Regions from separate parts of the Homo sapiens genome. Here region 1 is linked to region 2. A link is a loop called in an ENCODE intact Hi-C map of the cell type or tissue named here. Cell type or tissue: GM12878. All regions are shown on one strand.

What was found. Hi-C counts contacts between places; a loop is a spot of excess contacts. Peaks named below come from ENCODE experiments on the same cell type or tissue, not always from the same donor. Only the 100,000 strongest peaks of a DNase experiment are listed, where the experiment ranks them.
Region 1: it touches region 2 in a loop (1.9-fold over the local background); 1 of 110 quality-filtered maps calls a loop at or near these places.

The regions. Positions count from the first base shown.
Region 1 is chr3:17,006,423-17,008,922 of GRCh38, forward strand. All of the region lies in intron 1 of PLCL2 (phospholipase C like 2), which reads left to right. Among named protein-coding and RNA genes, the nearest start is that of PLCL2-AS1, 47 kb to the right of the region's middle. In GM12878, no CTCF peak of the experiment used is centred here; no DNase peak of the experiment used is centred here.
Region 2 is chr3:16,926,280-16,928,779 of GRCh38, forward strand. The region is part of intron 1 of PLCL2 (phospholipase C like 2); the gene reads left to right. Among named protein-coding and RNA genes, the nearest start is that of MIR3714, 5.7 kb to the right of the region's middle. RefSeq lists enhancers at 1,901-2,150, 2,211-2,370. In GM12878, a CTCF peak has its summit at 1,404 (motif pointing right); no DNase peak of the experiment used is centred here; H3K4me3 peaks cover 736 bases; H3K27ac peaks cover 1,468 bases.

The sequences.
Region 1 (2,500 bases), 80 kb after region 2:
CACTTGTTGCTCCCAGCCAGAGATTCTGGTCCACCCATTAAGGAGTGCAAGCTCACATCTGTTCTCTTCCTTATTGGTCTCTAAACAAGCATACTCCTCTATTGGTGTTTTCTGATCACTTTATCTGCTAGTGAGGAAGGAGAAGCAGATTCAGGCCTTGGTGTGCTATGGAGACAGTTCTAGGCAACAGCAGATGGAGGGAGAGGAAGAGACAGGAAGTCTCTGCTAAGGGGTGTCCTTGATGTCATTATATCTGCCCGTGGTTGGGTGGTCATCATGTTCATGTGTCTGCAATTGATAACCAGAAGTCTCCATTCAAAGCCTGGGCTGGTTTGTGAAAAGCATGGCAATGTTCTTAAAGCCACAGTGTGGTGTTTAAGCTGCTGCCTGTTCCACATACATGGGTATGTGAGCATGTGTGTATGTTATTAACTTACTTTGCTATTAGGCCTTTTCCCTCTTAATAAAAAAGAAACCTGTTTATCTGAAATGTATCATTTATAACAAATTAGAAAGTGTAACAGAATATTAATCAGCCTGTAAAAATGAAAGAATAAAAGATTACAATGTTGGGAAAATACTATATATTTCTTAATGGATCAGTGGATAAACCACATCCATATATTTTTGTAATTGTTCTACTAGTGTCATCTTTGAGACACGATATATAAAGATTATAAAATTCCCTAACTGAGTCAGTATGTTGTCTTTATCAAAGGTAAATGCGTCTTTTAAAAACTAAAGACATCGGTCAGGCGTGGTGGCTCACACCTGTAATCCTAGCACTTTGGGAGGCTGACGCAGACGGATCACGAGGTCAGGAGATCGAGACCATCCTGGCTAACATGGTGAAACCCCGTCTCTACTGGGAAAAAAAAACTAAAGACGTCATTCTGAAAAATAGAAAATTATACATTTGTTTCATGTCCTTATGCATGGCTGATTACAAAACTAATTTCATGCTAACTCACTCAAATTGATGTAATACAATCTATGCTTTAGGGATTTGAAATGGCTTTAATATAATGTATCTTACAGATACAATTACCACAGTTTTTATGTATTTTGCACTTTATTGTTCTGAGGATATAATTGTAAAGAAATATTCTACCTTGTGGCTTTTATGTTTTGTCTTGGCACCCAGATCACAAAAGCTTCTATGGTTCATTTTGAAACTTTGAGGAAAATGATACCCATATGATTTAAAGTTTAAGTTTAATTACCTTCTGCAAATTGCTTTTGGAAGTATAGGTAGTTAGAAAGTAAAAGTGGTTTTAAATTTCAGAGATAGAGTATAGCATAATAGCTTTTTAAAATACAGATATTTTCTATCCAGAGCAGGAAAATTAGAATTGCCTTTGGATAATATTCAACAATGTTCTTTTCTTTGTCATGAAAGTGATATAATTCCAACTCCCATCCCTATTTCTTATTTATAAATACAATGAATACTGAAAATTTGTCATAGATTTTATACACATACTGAAAGGCAGTATCATCTTTTAGGTTTAAAATTGTGAAAGATCTTTTGAGGTAATTTGAGCACTCTTTTCAAATAATAAAGGTCTCCATACAAGGAAGGACTTAAATACACACACAGATGTGGATGTCAGCCCCTTAAGATGAGAACATGTTACCTTAAGCAGGAAAGTTGAACAGTGCCTTACTGGTGATGCTAACTTCTTTAGAAATAAGTGCTGCCTGAAGTTTTAAACTTAGTCCTTTTAATAATCTATTAATATTAAGGTACAAGGTGACATTGTTCTGAGCATTGGGGCATAGTAATAGGTTTTAATAAATCCAACTCTACGATTTTAGGAGCTCCAACAGCTATAATCTAGCCCTTCATCTCAGACTTACATGTCTATCTGATGTATACTGATGACTGATCTAGTATGAGACTTTGGAGAGAGGAATTTCTGCTGGAATTCCCATTTAACAGTTACTTAATTGGTTTCTACTTAGCTGTTTCTCATCATTTGGTGCAAATAGTTTCCAGAAATAGTCTAGACGTCTTAGCCCAAGTAGTCAGGAAATGGTTTTTAAACTTTAGTGTACATCCTCCGTCACATGGAGTGCTACCTTGATGTAAATTCCTGGGCACCAGCCCCAGGGAGCTGGTTCCATGGGCCTAGCAATCTGCATTGTAACCAGGTAACCCAGATGATTCTGAGGCAGGTGGTCTGGTGACAAGCCTTTGAGAAGTATTGGTGTAGGAGGCGTACGTAGAAACAGGGCCTGTTTCATGGTGTATGACCTGTACAGTTGCACAGGCTTCACACTGACTCAGAAGAGCCCTGGGCTTCACTTAGCTCCTCTGTCACCTTGAAATTCTTAATAATTTTTAATCAGGGAATCCTGCATTTTCACTTTTCTCTGGGCTCTGAAAATTGTTTCTTTCTTTCTATTTTTTGAGACAGGATCTTGTTCTGTTGTCCACATTGGAGTGCTGTGGCAAGATCATAGCTCATTGCAGCCTCAATCTCCTGGGCTCAAGCAA
Region 2 (2,500 bases):
CAGATGCAAGGGCTGGCTTTACTACTTCCTAGCAGTGTCACTTTGAGGAATAATGCCTTTTCTTGAAGAAAAACTTCATTTTCCTCCTCTGTAAAGTGGGATTAACAGTATCTACCTCTAGATGTTCCTGTATTAGAATGAGGTCATGTATGCAAAACAGTTGCCTGGCATTTCCTAAGTGCTAAATAAATGTTAACTATTGTTATTATTATTACTGTTATGTCATTATTTAAATGTAATTTTTTGAAAGATAAATAATGTCTTAAAATACTCTCTGAAACTACTTAGAGACAAAGCCTATTTTAATATAGTGATCAGATTTTTCATCTAGCAAACAAAATCATTTATAATCAAAACCTTTTTTTTTTTTGAGACAGAGTCTCCCTCTGTCTCCCACGCTGGAGTGCAGTGGTGCAATCTTGGCTCACTGCAGGCTCTGCCTCCTGGATTCACGCCATTCTCCTGCTTCAGCCTCCCGAGTAGCTGAGACTACAGGCACCCGCCACCATGGTTGGCTAATTTTTTGTATTTTTAGTAGAGACGGTTTCACTGTGTTAGCCAGGATGGTCTCGGTCTCCTGACCTTGTGATCCACCTGCCTTGGCCTCCCAAAGTGCTAGGATTACAGATGTAAGCCACCGCGCCCGGCCACATTTTTTTTTAAGGCTAAGGAAGAACGGGAAGTGGGTGGCTGAAAAAAATCAATTAAAAATATTTATTTGCTAGTTATTCATTTTGTCCTTGATATGTATTTAATTTAAAGCAATTTATTTTTCTTTTCTTTCTTCCCTGAAGCAAATGTAATTTGAACACAGACTAATTTTTTTTATAGCTAAAGTGAAATGTTAAACAAAATCGTCATCCCTTTTAGCACTACCTTTAAGTTATTCTTTACGGAAGAACTGGGTAAACCCTTCACAGAATGTTTGCAAAACACCTGATGCACAATATGGTGTAAACTGTCACATTTCTCTTTAATTTTTTAATAGTGACCAAAGTGAATATTTTTCCAGTGATTGCTCCATAATATTATGCTACAAATGTGTTGTAAATAAAAGATTGATAATAAAATACAAAAAAAAATGAAATAAACAATAGAAGACAAATATGACAATAGGCAAGAATGGTTAGCAAACATTCTGATCAAACCTTTTTTGTTAGTTTAAAAGGAATGCATCATTGCTTAGTCTTTGTTCTAAATGAGATGTCCCATTATCTGTATCTGGGGCATGAACAAGTTTTTATGGCTTGGTGGCATCAGAAGTTTAAGAGCTGGAAGGGACTTTGGTTGTAAAGGTTGGTCTAGCACAGGGTTTCTCAGCCTGGGCACCATTGACAATTTTGCATTGATAATTATTTGTTGTGGGGGCTGTTCTGTGCATTGTAGGATGTAGGCTCTACCCACTAGATGTCAGTAGTGCAGGGTTCCCCCTACCTGCCTGTTTCCCCCGCCCCCACCACACACAATGAGAACCACTGATCTGGGGTTTGCCAAAGTGTACACTCCATGGAGCACCACTCATGTTGGAGGGGCTGGGATACTCCAGGAAAATATTCTGTTGTCAAATAAGTTTGGGAAACCCTTATTTAGACAACAGCAAAAAATTGTCAGAGCTTTCAATGTGATATCTAAAGTGAATTGCCAAGAGGCGAACATGCAGCATGTTTCAGCTTATTTGACAGCAGCCCGTTTTTCAAAGGCAGCTTGCAGGATGGAACATACTCCCATTCCTGTGCTCCAACTCTCATTTTCCAGGTGAGGAAATTGAGGTCTAGGGAGGTTACATGACCAGCCAAAGGCTCTGCATTACCTAATTTCATAATTGCTGTGTGAGCATGTACTGCATGCTAGCTCCTATGTTAGGCACTGGGGAGGCAATGGTGATACACAGGATAGGCAGATGGACCCAGTAACTACAACACAATGTGGTTAGTGCTAGGAGGGAGGCCCTCCAAGAGGCTGAGAGAGCATCTCAGAATGGGCACTTCATTCACATTGAGTAGATGAGCTGAGTCCATGTTGTACATGTTTTAGCTGAGACATCTGTGGAGGTAGACCAGTTTGGGAGACCAGGCAGTAGAATGCCTACAGAGGCCGATTTTGCATTTCTGTGTATAATAATTGAGGCAAGGGACTGTATGAGAGTCCTCCAGGGATGAGAAGCTTAGGGTAGAACCTTGGGGAAATCCATGTTTAAGGGTGCACCGAGGAAGAGCAGCCCCAGATAGAGACCAAGAAGGACATAGGAGAAAGTACAGAGCCAGGCAAAGGGTGCAGTCTGATGCTGCAGAGAGGAAGCTGCAACCTGCAGGGTTGAGGGCCTGGGCTCTGGAGCTGAGCTAGAGTTTGAATCCTAACTGCCTAGCTTGCAGGTTGTGTGATATTTGTCACCTGTTGTATTACTTTGCAAAGGCTCAATTTATAAAAGCAGTATAATTGTAAAGCCTACTTCATCTACTTGTTGTGAAGCCTAGCTAAAGTATGAGAAGTATGGAGTACC